Regions from separate parts of the Homo sapiens genome. Here region 2 is linked to region 1. Evidence: read pairs that join two places in POLR2A ChIA-PET (ENCODE). Cell type or tissue: B cell. All regions are shown on one strand. Links, peaks and the distances in the headings refer to the core of each region. The heading gives the core; the rest is flanking DNA.

The links. ChIA-PET counts read pairs that join two places held together with the same protein. Peaks named below come from ENCODE experiments on the same cell type or tissue, not always from the same donor. Only the 100,000 strongest peaks of a DNase experiment are listed, where the experiment ranks them.
Region 2: POLR2A ChIA-PET joins it to region 1 with 5 read pairs; 4 of 35 experiments call an interaction of 5 or more read pairs at or near these places.

Annotation. Positions count from the first base shown.
Region 1 is chr2:60,657,381-60,665,717 of GRCh38, reverse strand. No RefSeq gene overlaps it. Among named protein-coding and RNA genes, the nearest start is that of PAPOLG, 95 kb to the left of the region's middle. In B cell, for the core only: CTCF peaks have their summits at 4,256 (motif pointing right) and 4,455; a DNase peak (open chromatin) is centred at 4,427; H3K4me3 peaks cover 1,404 bases; H3K27ac peaks cover 2,582 bases.
Region 2 is chr2:60,566,621-60,574,957 of GRCh38, reverse strand. No RefSeq gene overlaps it. Among named protein-coding and RNA genes, the nearest start is that of BCL11A, 17 kb to the right of the region's middle. In B cell, for the core only: no CTCF peak of the experiment used is centred there; DNase peaks (open chromatin) are centred at 4,588, 5,117 and 5,577; H3K4me3 peaks cover 1,778 bases; H3K27ac peaks cover 446 bases; H3K27me3 peaks cover 1,795 bases.

The DNA of each region.
Region 1 (8,337 bases), core at 222-8,221:
TAATCATAAATAATAAACATTACTTATGATTACTGACCCATGGGAAGACCTATCTCCCTGGCTATGAGTGTAAGATAGAGACTGGTCACCCTGTCCTGAGGATTGCTGAGGCCTCACAGGGGCTAGTGGTCAGGTGTTTCGGCAGCATCTCTGTATGGTTATAGCTATCCCATCCTTTTCTGTCTGAGCCAGGTTGGGGCTGGGGGTTTTATTACCTACTTCCAGAAGACTCTTAACAAGATAAAAGTCCAAGTTGTGCTATAAAAATGGCTCTTTAATGTGGCCTGGCAGATCTGTCCTTGAGTTTACAGAGAGCACCCTCCGTCTTCTTCCAGTGCAGAAGAAGATGCTGAAAAAAGCCTATATCCTGTAGTCACTTGCTAACTCCGTGTGGTTTGATTTCTGGTCAGTTAGGACGATAAGGGCCACTGATCTCTTTGGTGAACCCTTGGTAGTGGGCCACCTAAGTTAGGAGCTTCCTCGTGCTTGCCAAAGAAAAGCATTAATTGTTTTTATGTATTCAGAAATATTTGCAGAAACCATTTTCAACAGTCCTAAGTCCACATCCAAAGATAGTGGTTGCCTCCTCTAGTTTTTTTTTTTTTTTTTTTTTTTTTTTTTTGAGACGCAGTTTCGCTCTTGTTGCCCAGCTGGAGTGCAATGGTGCGATCTTGGCTCATTGCAGCCTCTGCCTCCTGGGTTCAAGCAATTATCCTGCCTCAGCCTCCCGAGAAGCTGGGATTACAGGTGTGTGCCACCACACCCAGCTAATTTTTGTATTTTTAGTAGAGACAGGGTTTCACCATGTTGGCCATGATGGTCGTCTTGAACTCTTGACCTCAGGTGATCCACCCGCCTTGGCCTCCCAAAGTTCTGGGATTATAGGCGTGAGCCACCATACCCAGCTGCCTCCTCTAGTTTTTTATTCTTCCCGTCAGTTCTTCTCTTGTCTATTTACATACCATAACTACATGGGAGTGTCCTCAGGATGCTCTTTAACAAGTCATCACCATCATAATGTACACCATTGCCTTCTCTCCAGCTTTTGGGTATTATATTAGTTCATTCTCACATTGCTATAAGGAAAATATCTGAGACTGGGTAATTTATAAAGGAAAGAGGTTTAATTGACTCACAGTTCTGCATGGCTGAGAAGGCCTCAGGAAACTTAGAATCATGGTGGAAGGCAAAGGGGAAGAAAGGCACCTTCTTCACAGGGTGGCAGGAAGAAGAAGTTCCAGCAGGGGGAATGCCAGGTGCTTATAAAACCATCAGATCTCATGAGAACTCACTCACTATCAAGAGAACAGCATGCGGGAACCATCCCCATGATTCAATTACCTCCCACCGGGTCTCTCCCACAACATGTGGGGATTGTGGGGAATACATTCAAGATGAGATTTGGGTGGGGATGCAGCCAAACCATAACAGGTATGGAGGAGCAGGAAACACATACACACTGTTTACAAACTTAGTTCAATGCCAGAAATATTAAAGTCTAAAAACACTTGAGTTTTAAACCAAGAATATACAGGTAAGGGGGAGGAGACAATGCCTTAATATGTTATCCGGTGCCATTAACACATGTGAAAAATAATATATATCTGATAAGTGGCTTGTATTTAGAGCATATAAAGAACTATCACAACTCAATAATAAAAAGAAAATAACCCAGTTAAAAAATGATCAGAATCGACATTTCTTCAAAGATGTACAAATGGCCAATAAGCACATGAAAAGATGCTCAAAATCAGGGAAATGAAAATCAAAACCATGAGAGAGCATTTTATACCCAGTATGGCTATAATCAGAGAGTTAGATAATATCAAGTGTTGACAAGGATGTGGAGAAATCAGAACCGCATACATTGCTGGTAGGAATGTAAAATGGTGCAACTACTTTGGAAAACAGTTTGGCAGTTCCTCAAAAAGTTAAACATAAAGTTGCCATGTGACCCAGCAATTTTACTCCTAGAAGTATACTTGAGAGATAAAAGCATATGTCCATGTAAAACTTGTACCTGAATGTGTATAGCAGCATTATTCATAATAGCCAAAAGTAAAAGGTGGAAACAACCCAAATTTCTATCAACTGATGAATGGATAAGCAAAATGCGGCATATATATAGAATGGAATATTATTCGGCTATAGAAAGGAATGAAATCCTGATTCAGGCTACAACATGGATGAACCTTGAAAATAGTGTGTTAAGTGAAAGAAGCCAGGCACAGAGACCACATATTATATGACTGCATTTATATGAAATGTCCTGAATAGGCAAATAGATAGGGGCAGAAAGTAGATCACTGGTTGGTTAGGGGTGGGGGAGGAGGTGGATGGAAAAAGTTGGGGGTGATAGCTAAAGGGCACAGGGTTTCTTTTTGAGGTGATGAAAATGTTTGAAAATTTATTGTGCTGGTAGCTGCACAACTCTGCAAATATACTGAAAAGTATTGAATTGTATACTTTAAATAGGTGAAGTATATGGTATGTGACTTATAGCTCCATCAAGCTGTTACAAAAAAGAAAAAGGAATGTGTAGGTAGTGGAGGAGGTCATCACTGAAAAAATGAATCCAGAAAACTTGGTCAATTAGTATCTGTAGAGAAGAGTAAGATGGGGCTTCTTTTCCCTTGAGAAGGATTTTCTGCTGAGGACAAAATAAGGCTCAAGACCTTCCATTTCCCTGTGCTCTGCTTCTATTGCACCAAGAAATCTTCAGATTATTAGTTCAGCATGACACAGGAAAAGGGTGGAGCTTGGGTTGGGAAATTGAAACTTTCTGGCTTCTGGAAAGAAATAACCCATGTAAAAAGAACAAACTGGTATTCTGATTTATATTTCAGTCTTTTGTGAGTTTAGTTAGCTGGAGTTTACCATTGAAAGTCTGATCATCTCTGGGTTTGTTGAGCAAGTCCATTTCAGATACTGCAAGGTTGAAGATCTGATGTTCGACAGTGATATATTCATCAAGGCCAATCCAAGCCCTGAGGTCTCTTGAAAGCCTAGCCACTGACTTTTCCTGGGCGAGACCCAAGACCTCCCTGCTTACACATCTTTCTAACTACAACCAATGTGGCATCATGATACATGTGCTGACATTGATCTTCAGTAGCCCGTGCAAGAATCCTGCCAGTTCTGTGGACCAACCTTCCGGTTTTTAAGCGAGACCCTTAATTGCTATTGACGGATCTGACATTCTCAGTATGGGCCTGTGGCCATTTATTTGGCTGCTTTGACTTGGGAGGGTGAAAAATGCGCTCAGAAATGGAAGCGTGTTTGACCCTGCTGGGAGACTCAGTGGCCTAGAACTTGTTACTTAGGCGATGCTGTGCATGTCTCTCCCACTCTTGGCCCTGCTTTTTCAGCTGGTGAGAGCAGAGAGCAGTGGAAGCAGGAAGGCACATTGTGCAAGGCTGAGATGGAGAGGGAGAGGGAGATGGAAGGACCATCCAGGAAGTGGGCAACATGTGTGAGCCAGGAAGGTGAAAGGCACATTTGGAGGTCATGTTATCTCCTTGGGGGATTTTCATTTATACAACAAATACTTACTGAGTTCCAGGCGAGGCAGTACTAGAGAGCCAAGAGGACTAACCAGCTACTGCCCTCAAGGGGTTCATGTTCTGAAATATGGGTTAGGTGACCTCATTCACTAATCTGCTGATGAGGATGCCTAATTGGTTGCATAGTTGGATGCATGGTCATAGGTGTTAAATATTTAAGTCAGGATGCTTCCAGAAGGCTCTGAAAGTATGGGTCTGGGGAGGGTGGGAAGGACACAGACAGTAACGGAACTGGTGTCCTCCAACAATGAGCATGAGCAACAGGGTCGGCTTGAGCAGCAGATTTCGGGGGCAAGATCTGCATATTGACTCACATCTGCATATCGCATAGCGATTGCCCCCTTCTGCTTCCTTCTTCAACACCCATCGCATGGTACTCTCCAAAGGCCCCATGTTTTGGGGACCCTGTTGTAATCACCCTATTTGCTAGTGCCTAGCGGGCATCACATTGAGAAGACAAAGCTTGACTTTGAAGGAAAGACCTGGGGCTGTGACCTCAGGCCTGTCAGAGGCTAGACAAAAGAGTGGTAAGGTAAATTAGCAAAAAAGGAAGGTAAATTAGCAGAAAATTTGGAGACAGAAGGTAAGGGGGAAGGGAGAACCCCAGAGAGAGGAGAAGATGGTCAGAGGTTTAGCAATAGGGGTAGGGGGGCCATGCAGGGGAAGTCTTTGCCAGCAGAAGGCTCTGCTCCATGATGGATGGGGTCTGTACAGCATTATTCTATTTCCATTTCACCAGACTCTGTTGTTATTTACACTTTAAAATATTATGAGGTGCAGCAGAGAGAGAGAAATGGTATGAAAAGCAGCAGAAGTTTGACAGTAACAAATGTAACTAGGTGGCAAAATGAAAACAAGAAGATAAGAATAGATTAGGATATTAAGAAAAACAAGGTATTTATTTAAAAAAAAGAGGAAGAGAAACTAAAGTCAAAAGAGGAATTTAAAGAAGATGAATTTTACTACAGTGCTGGGAATTGGAAGCTGGCACAAGAAAACAATTACTATTCACAGGGGGCAGATCTAGATTTGGGGGGCCTGAAGCTTAACCAGTTTTGGGAGGGGGGCTTATAAGAGAAAGGCTACAAAACTATGGATACAAAATTAGAAATAAACCCTGGAAGGGGCCTCTACTGGTGGTGGTCCCTGAAACTTCAGCTGCAGAATTGTCACAGTAAATCCTCCTATGATTATGTGGTAGGGGCTCCCTGATCTGTCCAGCCACTCTAGTGTTCCTTCATATGGACTCCACCATCAGCTGTAGAAGGGCCCTGTTTAGGGTTGGATGTGGTGGCTCACACCTGTAATCCTAGCACTTGGGGAGGCTGAGTCAGGAGGATTGCTTGGGCCCAGGAATTCAAGACCAGCCTGGGCAACATGGCAAGACCCTGTCTCAATGACAAATTAAAAAAAAAATTGAAAATTAAAAAAAAAGAAGGACCCTCTCTGGCATTCTTTGCCAGTGGCCCATTGTCTCCCGGGCACAGGCGAGACTCCCTAGTGGGCACATCAAACCCTCCATGGGCCAGCCTGGTATCCCTGTTCCCCCTTTGCACTTTACAGGTTGCCAACGCCTATTACCTGCCACTCCCTGAAGACTCCAACAATATCGTTCTATTGCCTCCGTCTGGCACATTCCCCCAACTCACACTCTCTACATCCTCATTCTGCTCATCCTTCAAGAGCCCCAACTTCTGCCTTCCTGGGCTGGGTGACCTGTCCAGCCTGGGTGATCTCATAGCACTCATTGCCTACTTTTATCATAGGACTTTCTGTGATACAATACAATAGGTATTGCATTTACCTATTACTCCCCACTGTCTACACCCCCTGGCAGCATGCTCAAATTAAGACATGAGCGGACAGCTTGGATTTAAATTCTGGCTATGCAACCTTGAGCAAGTAGTGTAACCTCTTTAATAGTTACTTATAGAAAGGAAATAATGATAGTGCTCACCTCATAGAGTTGTCGTGAGGGTCAAATGAGATAATTCATGTAGTGATTAGCCTGGCACGTGGTGGTCTATGGTGCTTACTCCTCCAGCTGTGGAGAACGGGGACTGCTGAATTTATTCTTGTATCCCCTGCACCTAGCACAGTGCCTGGTGTTTAGAAGACACCATGGAATTTAGCCAAAACACATACTTTGGATTAACCTGGAAGACAGTCCATTTAAATGACTGAGAAATGAAAATGATAAAGTGCTCTCCCCTCAAAAATGAAAATAGCTATTAAAAGTAATGGCAAAAGGAGGGGGTAGAGCTCGGAGGTAGAACATTGGACAGCAGATGAAAAGTAATGGCGAAAACCGCAATTACTTTTATGCCTACCTAATTGATTTTAAAAAGAAAACATGCTAAAATGTAAAAATACAAGAATAAAGTAAAACTACCAATAGCTAAGGTGACCATATAATTTATCACACAAACAGGAACACTTTGCAGAATGAACCAGAGTGTTCTTAAAATTAGACTATACCTGGCAGACCAGGATGTATGGTCACCCCACCTACAAGTCCCACTCTCCAGAGATGGCCACAGTTAGCATTTTTGTTACATAGCCATCTATTCTTTTTTTCCTTATGCTTATTCTGTAAATAACATTTTCTAATTTGCTTTCCTTTTACTTAACAATATGTCACAAAATCCTTTCATGTCAATAAATACAGATCCTTATTTTTAATGACCGTGTACTACTTCATTCAAATGTACCTGAGTTTATCTAATGGATCCTGTATTGATGAGTATTTAGATTGTTTCAAATTTTTCAGAATGATAAAATATTTATAAATAAATCTCAAGTTGCTCGTTATCGCTTTGTGGATTGGAATTTTGCAGGGACAATATTCAGCTGGCCAATTATTTTCTGTAGGGTGCTTTACCCTCCTCCCCTCCTCCATGTCTGTGTCTGTGCCTCTAGGGGCGTAGTTACACTCTTGTGGACTGGCTAGCTATTCTCTCTATGAGCATTCGCAGAGAGAAGTTAGCGTGTCCTCCCTCTCAATTAAATGCTATTTTTAAAAGCCATTTTATTTAAATAACTAGGTAGAAACAGCAACTAATATCTTTGGCAATTGTATTTAAATAGGTGAATTTCATCAAGAAGTAAAGACCCATGGATGCTGATGTTTATTAGGTATCATTCTTACTGGCCTATCATTCTATTGCTGATTAAGTGTTTGGTTCCTTCATTCACACATTCTTTCATTTAGAAACTACTAATCACACACTTGTGTGGGTCATGGAGAAAGTTTCTGCAATTTAAATCAAATACAGTAAAACCTCATTATGTAGATTCCACTGGTTCATTAAAGAACTTTCACTGTCCTCATGATTGGCGTCAGTCATTCACATATCTCACTTTAATTGAGAAATCCCAGCTCCTATTTCTACCAATGATCGTCCCCTGTGTGGAACTCCAAGGCATGCTAGCCCCTTGATATCCTTAAGGGGTATAGCTGAGAGAACTTTGCAATCTCCAGACTTGGGCAATCCATAAGAGCACTTCTTGGGAGCATGGTGTAGATGAAGACAAGCAGAGAAAAGCAAAGCTGTGCTGAGCTGCATGCAGATGCTGGGCTAGTGTATTACTCTGTTCTCATGCTGCTAATAAAGACATACCTGAGACTGGGTAATTTATAAAGCAAAAGAGGTTTAATGGACTCACAGCTCCACGTGGCTGGGGAGGCCTCACAATCATAGTGGAAGGCAAAAGGCATGTCTTACCTGGTGGCAGAGGTGAAAAAATGAAAACCAAGCAACAGGGGTTTCTCCTTATAAAACCATCAGATCTTGTGAGACTTATTCACTACGATGAGAACAGTCTGGGGAAAACCGCCACCATGATTCAATTATCTCCCACTGGGTCCCTCCCATAACAGGTGGGCATTATGGGAACTACAATTCAAGATGAGATTTGGGTGGGGACACGCCAAACATATTGGCTATTAAACAGAGAACTTAGCAGGTCCCAGCAGATGGGAGGCTGAGGAGCACTGGATGAACTGAGGATTTCACGGTTGTTTCAAAGCAGGATAATGAGCCAAGACCTGAGAGCATATTGGTAGAAAGACAATTCAAAGCTGAAAATGGAGAGACATATGAGAAGTATCTGAGGGAAAAGGCTAAAGATGACCAAGCTACACAGAAACAGACCTATAGCCGGCCCTACCTTAAAACTGGTGTGATATGAGCAAGCGCCAAGGAGAGTGTATCAGTTTTCTATGGCTATGTAACAAATTACCACGAACTTTGTGGCTGAAAACAACACCCTGTTGTAATCTCACAGTTTCCGTAGGTTAGAGGTCTGGGCACAGTGTACTGGGTTCTCTGCTCAGGGTCTCTCACAAAGTTGAAATCAGTTGTCAACAGGCTTGGATTCTTACCTGGAGCTCAGCATTCCCTTCCACACTTAAACATTTATTCTTTATTCTTTTTTTTTTTTTTTTTGAGATGGAGTCTTACTCTGTCACCCAGCTGAAGTGCAGTGGCACCATCTCAGCTCACTTTTTTTTTTTTTTTTTAGTAGAGACAGGGTATCACCATATCAGCCAGGCTGGTCTCGAACTCCTGATCTCAAGTGATCTGCCTACCTCGGCCTTCCAAAGTGCTGAGATTACAAGTGTGAGCCACCGTGTCTGGCCCCAACTCACTGTTAATGGACAGACATTCAGGATGTTGTGTATAAGAAGGCAACTGATAAGGGATGCTCGGTCCTAGACGTGCTCCATCCTTTCTTGCCCGCCAGAGGTTCTGTGGACAGGTCAGTGAAGCAC
Region 2 (8,337 bases), core at 167-8,166, 91 kb after region 1:
TGCTAAGAAGAAGGCATTTAAAGACAATTGTTTTGTCTCTCCACCCTCCCACCCCTCTAAACACACACACATTCCAGGCGTGTAAAACTGACACCAATCATGCTCCATGCCCTGGACTGAGAAACAAAATCTCCTCCTGTATGACAAGATTCAGCCTGCAGTGATTTTAGCAGCCAAGATACAAGATTTTTAAATTAGGGCCTTCGGTATATTAGCAGAGCCATATTAAAACAATGCTGGCAGCCCTTATGAAGATACAGGGTAATTTTCTAATTAGCAGAAGGCTATTTGAAATGCAGCATGGTGTCCCATTTTTCATACTGTTATTTTCTACTGGATAGAACTAGAAAAGTAAGACAAGAGCCATGAAACTTCATGGTTAAAGTTCTGTAAGTTGGTCTCTCCAGCCCTGTAAAAACAGAATCTAATTTTAAAGGATTTTTAATTTACAAAACTTAGCTTTATTGCACCAGGGATGTCGTGCTAAAAACCAGCTCACCATCCAACCGGTTAACAGATAGCAATTGTTACTCTTTCATTTGATTTTAGGTAATGTTTTAAAATGTATAATGTCATGTATTATTCATCCTTGTTTTCTCAATATCTCTATTTGGGTTCATTTTTTAAAAGAAGATTCAGCAAAAGGTTGTGCATATAGTGGATGCTGAATGAATGTGATTGTATAGTGGGCAGGCTTAGACATCTTCAAGTGTTTCTTCCTAGAGGTGGAGAAGAGGGATTTCCTTCATAAATTTGAGTCTTACCTTTTGGCAAATTGGGTCAAGGGGTTAGAGGTAAAAACTTTTGGGGCCCCCACAGGGAAGGATGAATTAGGTTCTTAGACAGTCCAATTATAGAAGCATTCAAAGAGTAGACTTTCTATGAGAAGATTCAGCCATCCTGTGTATGTAAATAGAAATCACCATCAGAAGCATCATCGTCAATTATGAAAGAGAAGATGGTGAATATTTCATTCCTGGTGAGGTCCAAATCATTTCATTTGCATATGGGCCACTTCCTCTGCAGACTGGCAAATAGAAAAATAAGTTGAATGGCAGAGAACAACTTGCTTCAAGCCATTCTCTAAATTGCCTCCAGCTTTCAATTTTTCCAAAGAGCATGTCACCCAGCACCCCTACTCCAAAACCTCTAATGGTTTTCCTTTGCCTAGAGATTCAGGTCAAGGCTGTGAATGACGACATTCCAGGTTCTCCCCAGACTTGCCCCAACCTCCCTTTGCAGACATCTTCCTGTCACTCCACTGTGCTTCAGCTACATCAGGCAAGATGCAGCCCCCAAACTCACCAGGCCTGCTTGAGCCTCTTGCTCTAGGCTCAGGCCAGTATTTCCACTCTGAGTGCTCTTCTCACATTTTCCATGTAGCAAAGCCCTACTCATTCCTCCCCAGCAGTTGAAAATTCTCCCGCTTTGGGGCACCTCCCTGACCTCTTACCTATTGCCAGTTCCCCAGTCAGACTTGTATGTGAGTCCCTCCCCTGGACTCTGACCCACTCCGCAACATGGACCTTTTCTTGTTGTTAACTTGTCTTCGGTCCCCTCAACATGTGACACAGTTTTCTGATACTCAAAAGCACCTGGTATTGAACTGACTCTAAATAAGAGAACTTCCTATTTCACATTATACACAATATTCAATATTCTATAAGTTTAGAGAGATTGTTTATGAATGAAAAACAAATCAAAACAAAAGTAGCAGCTGCCATGTTCAAGGAATTATACTTTGAGTAGAAAGAGAGCAGCTGATGTTCAAGGTCGTCTGGAAGCATTTTTTGACGAGTTCTTCATTTTCTTCTACCCAACTCCAACACGATGAAGCAACGTCCTCATCATTCCAGGGGCCTGGGAATTTACACCCTCATTTTTACCTGAACTGAAACTGAACAGTGACGGTGATAGGCATGACAACATGACATCATTTGGCTCACTCTTCCCTCCCCCTGGCAAAGGGTGATTATTGCAGACATAACTTACAAATTTCTGGCTTTTTGATCTTGGTGCCAATGTCTGTTTATAAGAAAAACGAGGCATCCTCTCCTCCCTGGACAGTCAGAGTTTTCTTCTCTTAAAGAAAAATAAAAAAAAAAAAAAGGAAAGGAAAATACATCATATTATTCTGTGATTAATAGAATTGAATTTCTTTATTTTTAGGATGCCTGAAAATCAACTTGTTTTATCTGTCATGTGGAAGCCTAGGATATGGTTTTAAAAACAGTACATTTGCCTCTCCATCAGATCTTCTATTACACCCCCTGTACCAATTGCTCCTGGCTCATCATCTTCATTGCTTGAATCCTTACAACTTGGTACATCCTAGATGATCTGTATTCTGCTGTTTCTTCTGCTGGGGGAATAGTAAGTTCCACTGGGTCCTGGATGCCAGACCATCAACAACTGCTTTCAATAGCCCTGAATGGCAGATCCACCTACCTACTTTCTTTCCCACAAAAAGATAAGATAATTCTTTATCACAATTCTTTGTATCTATTTATCTATTTGATAGTTGTGCTTTTCCCTCCAAGTTTGGGTTCATGGAGACTTTTTTCTTTTCTCCCCACTCCCAGAGGATACTTTGAATGTTCTTACAGGTCTCTGACATAGTTGACACCGAGGACCAAATTGGGGTTACTGCACAATGCAGTCTACTTTATCATATCAACCCAGGGACTTAGAGTCCTGATAAACAAAGCTAAGCAGATTTGCACAATATGTGGGAAAAGCACTAGAACCTGAATCTTTTGATAGAACCTATGTAAGTAATTAGGAAAAAATAATTGCACGTTTGAGAAGGTGGACTCACCAAGCAGTTGTTGAACTATAAAAATGCATTAAGTGTAGTCAGTTTCTTTTTTAAATTATTCAGGAATGTTGTTTATGTTATCATAAAAAAAAAAGAGGTGAGAAAATATATTCGGCAATTTTTGGTTTTCCCCCATTTGAGCAGATGGCGATTCGTAGTTCAAAATTTGTAACTCAAATTATTTCACATTTTTATTAATCAGTACAATATGTTTTTAAAACAACAAACTGCACTTAGAAATATCAGTGTAAGTTCCCCAATTCTCCTAGTTCCATCAGAGAGCAGTCTGAGAATTAGAGATTTTGTTAGCAATATTGGGAAACAGGGCATTCTAGTTCAGTGTTTCAATAGTAATTATTTTTATTCCAGTGTTCAAAGTGTCTCATATGGGGGAGGGGCAGTTGAAAATAGTACAGAAAATTGCCATGGGGAGCTGTAAAAAGCTGGGAGAATCTGTTTCAAGATGTTTGCTTTTTTGGTAGAACAAAAAGTGCATTTTGTTAGAGACAAATATTTTTGTGATAAAAAAACATTTTATGTGAAGTGTAGATTGGACTTTTAATATAAAAAAGAAATGTTAAGCCATTCTATTTTCGGAAGGTTTGGCGTCTTAGAATGAAAGCTGTTAGAACTGCATATATTGGAATGTTCTCACAACTGTTGTCATCCTATGTTCCTCTCCAAACCTGTTAAATTACATGAGTGTAGAAATAAGGGAGCTTTTTTATTATTATTAATTGACACTCATTTTTAGCTGGCATGTGCTGGCAGGTCTTTCCAGACAAACCTCAGACCGTACAAGGCAGAGCTTCAATCTGAAAGTTTGGGGACTATTCCTAAAGCTCTGTAACATGGAAGCTAGGAAGTGTAATATTAAAGTGATAAACATCTTAGATTCAGTGTAATTCACAGTTTCTTTCATTCTTTTTACTATCTATAGATCTAAATCAAAACAAATTCCATAAAAGAGGGGGTTATTTTCAAGCACATTTTCCTTCAGAGAGCTCTTGAATATTTTATCATATCTATTTCTATACATATGCTATACGTTTCTAGATCCATGTTGAACAAAATCCAAGGTGATAATATAAAAAAAAAACCATGAGACTATGACATTAGAATTCCTAGGAGATATACAGTTAGCCCTTGTAAATGAAATAAACTTTGTTTTGGCAATTAAGGAATACACAGGGATATTAAGTCAAAGAACAATATGTCTGAACTATTAAATTGGTTTTTTCCAGGAGGTTATTAAAAATGTATTTCAAATTACCAGAGTGGCAGGAAAAAATAAAAAATAATAACTTAAAAACTGTTACATTTTCCTTCGCTCTTGAGAAGGCATATTGGATTTCATAGAATGTGATTTCTAAGCAGATTATTTTCAAGAAAATATCCACTCTAGGATGCACCGGAGGTTCACGCTGCCCCACACCTCCCCACCAGTTCCAAATAGTGAGAGCTTTGGGGCTGTCACGACAACAAACTATGAATGGGTGAGCACTTCAACTGCCGTCTGGCAATGGGAATATACGGATTTTCCGGGTGTCCCTCCAATTGTGCAGAACCCCGGGATTCAGACAAGCTCTTCACAAGGTCAAACAAAAACCAGACCCGGATCACGGTGCCGCCCAGGATCAAATGGGGCAGGAAGTATAAGCTTATGATGTGAGGATGGAATCTCTGGTGACTCAACAGCGTCTGCGTCCTCAAATGGTTAATTCCCCCAGGCTGTCATATTGCATAAACAGATCTTCCTTTAATAAAATTAATTAGGTTCTGAGCTTTATAGGGTGATGCCCACTGACCCTTTACATGCCTATTGTTCCTAGATCCAAGAGAAAGAAAAAAAAAGAGAGGCTGCCCAGTAGGCAAAACAGAGACCCAAGTTGAAAGATTAGAGATCTCAAGTAGGATCTGGGAGGGAGTGGAAGAAACTAGGTAGCGTTTGCTTCTGAACCGAACTAAAAAAAAAAAAAAAAAAAAACTCCAGAAAAAAACAACAGCGCGGTGGTGGGGTTTTGTTAATTTCGCCTTTTTTTTTTTTTTTGCACGCGCCACGAAATTCAGGCTGCGTTTAGCTCCTGAGAAATATCCAAAGTAATTGCAGATTGCGGAGACGCACAGCATTAGTTCAAAAAAGACCCGAGGCATTGGGGCAGGGTTAGGTGGAGGGCACCGGAGGCTCTACACAAGAAAAGCAGGAACCTGCAAACCCACGTAGATTTCCACTACAACCTTCCCTTTTCTTCTGGCTAGCCATCCAGCGCTCTCCATGGCACTGCATGGCACAAGTTGCTTCTGATAGTCTTTTAAGTTTGCTAAGGGAACTCCTCGAGGGTGGAGTGGGGGCTGGGGTAAGGAATGAGTATCCTGGTCTTTTTCTTTTTTCTTTATCATAAGGGGCTTGAGGTTCCCATCCTGGGGATTACATGAGCTCATCCTGGGCGCCTCTTGTCTCAGATAATCCGAGGCAGGGCAGCAAATACTGCCTGATTTTGTCGGAAAATTTTTTGAAAGGGAAAGAAAAGGAAAAAATCGTCGTAGACCGGATGTTTCCAATTACAGGGGAGCCAGAGAACAGAAAGTGTGTGTGTGCGTGCGTGTGTGTGTGTGTGTGTGTGTGTGTGTGTGTGTGTGTCGGGGGTGGGGGCGCGCGGTGGTTGGGAGCGATGGAGAGGATGGGGCAAGATTTGGAGAGGGTGTAGGTTGGAAGTGGGAAGAGACGCGGCAAGGCAAAATGCAAGAAATGAGGCTTCTGTGAGGAGAAGAGGAAAATAGGAAAATGAAGCAGAACTAGAAAAATGACAAAGTGTTGAGTGCTGATTTATTGCAGAAGCCTCTGGTCATTTCCATATATTGAAATGCGCCCAAGCGGCCAGTCAGTCAATTTCTTTTGAGCTGCTGCCGCCGCTGCCCACGGGCTGCCCACGTGACTCCCCCTCAGTCAGCCTCTTTACCACCCAGCCCCTGATACAGAGAGAAGAGGAGGAAAGAAAGAGAGTGTGGGGCAGAGGAGGCATCTGTGTACTCTAGTGGGTGATCTGGAGAAGGAGACGTTCGTGTGGGTCTTTGGGAAAGGAGGAATGTGGCCTAGGGAGGAGAGAAGCTGATTTCAAGCTCCATTCAAGTGTTACATCGTTACCTCTCTCTGTTTGGCATGTTTCCATCTGTTTCTCTCTCCTCTGTGTCTCTTTTCTCTGACTCTCCTCTCTCCCTCTTTATCTCTCCCCTCTTGATGGTTAAAAAAGGGGTCAGAATTCAGAGATGGAAAAACCCATCTATCTAGAAATGCATAATGAGGATGGGTGTGGAGATGTAGGATATTCAAGTCAGATTTGATTTTGGTATCTTTGATACTATCCGTTGCTTTGGTAGATTTTTATTAAAGAAAGGCACATGTGCACACACACACACACACACACACACACACACACAAATCCTAGATAAAAGCCAGTGAGTTGTTAAAAATGAATTTGCAGCATTAGAGCTGTTAGCATCATTCAGCAAGCAGGAAGCTTGATAATTTCCAGGTGTTGGGGAAAGCCGTTGTCCGGGAGCTCTTACAGAGCTTATAAATCCCTGTTGGGAGGGAGAAAAAAAATCTTTGGAGGTGAATGAAATATCAAATCACAAGACTCCTATGTAGATTTATGATTGCATAAGAGGCTTGATCATTTCCATATACTGAAATGTGCTGTTCTCCTGAGTCTGCCCAGCCCTTCCAGGAGACGAGGCGCTCCGTTCTGCCTTGATCAATGTTGACTATGAAGCAAAAAAGGAGGGGGGGTGGTGGAAAGCAGGCTGGCACCAGATGGAGCGGGGTCTCAGGAAAGGTCAAGGTTAGCCCAGGCTGCTATTGAGTCGGTAGCAGCCTCACAGATAGATCTCTGCCTCGAAGGCACCCACTGGGGCTTCTCAAAATCAAATCTAATAGAAAAGGCAGTCACAGAATGAAATCGCTTCATCTGAATGCTAAAATTGTTATTAGGCTACATTAGAGAGATATCAGGCACGTGGTTACCAAAAAAGGGAGCATGCCTAGCAGTTTGTGTCTGAAAGAAAAGCTATGAATATGTTGATAACATCAGTAATGGGCAAGTAGAAGAGATGGATATCTTTTTTTTATCTGAAGACAGACTAACATATTAAACGAATATTCCCCCCCTCCCCTTTAGCAGGACTACCTATAATTCTAATTGCTTAGAGTTCTTCTTTGGGGGAGGGGAGGTGAAAAATCATTCATTCCAGCAATAGCTGATCCTTATTGATTCAGAAGTTTGACTTACTGGAGGAATTTGTTGAGGTTTTTTTTTTTTTTTTTTTTTTTTTTTCCCAGGTGTGTGCCTTTGGAAATTTATTCCTTAGGCATTACATTAGGGGTTGACACTGGCTGGAAATCAGTCTTTCTGGCTTTGGACCATTGGAAATCTGTTAGAGGACTCCTTCCCTTTCTTCTTCCCCCTCCTCTTTTTCCTTTTGCATTGTTTTCAGAGACTGAACTGTTTCTGGAGAAAATTTCACTTCACAGGCAAACCTCAGCCTAGGAGAGTGCCTGGGATCAGACATCCATAGCCTGTTAGGGTAGCCACACTAGCATTTTTCAGACAGTCTCTCTCCCCCCAATTATCATAATGAAACCCACATTAGCTGTTTTTAACCTACAGCACAGCCATATCTTAAAGAAGGATTTAGTCTTGTAAAATAAATGCGGGCTACACTAGATTAAACATGATGACTGCACTCCAAGGGTTAATAAATTTAGAATTAACAGATCATCCCAGCTTGATACAGCTACTATAGATGATTTAATATGCAGCCTAAGCAGGTTGACAGTCAGCTCACAGATGCAGATAAGATCAAACAGTCTCTTGATTCAATAGATTGAATGGTTGTACGGAGTGTCTAGAAGGTGAGCGACAGAGCGTATATGGCAGGGGTTCTGGGAAAGAGGAGCTTCCATTCCCAACTGCTGTTTTGTGCATGCTGGTTTTCTTTTTCTAACAGTTCACCTTCTGTGGCAGTAAAACCTGGAGTAGGGGTTTAAAAATTCTCCTGATCATATAGAGTGATGGGTGCTTGTTTAAGTTTTGGGTGAGGAAAGGGTTGGTACCATTAATATCGGGATCTATTTCTAATTAGTTCTGCCTGGTAAATAGCATCCACCAGTTTCTCTCCCTTTCTCTCCTTGTGGGCCCTCAGGTCAGAGCTCAACACACAGGATACAAGATTCCTGGATGGTGCAGATAAAGGCAGGCTCATTGCTGAAATTACATAGGTAATTTCCTCAGTCCTCCACTTTGCTGTAGCTGTAAAGATCTGAATATGGAAAAGAAGTACAGAGCTAAGTTGAAATTCAAACTTCAGTATGTAGCCACGGTGAGATGTTTACATTAGGAGAGAGCTTATATTCCTAAAACTGATGTTAAAAAATAGCAAAATTAGGGAGTGTGGGGCCTTGGGGAAGATTGAGGTGAGTCTAACAGAAAAAGTTGAGTGTCTTTCATCAAGGCTTGCCT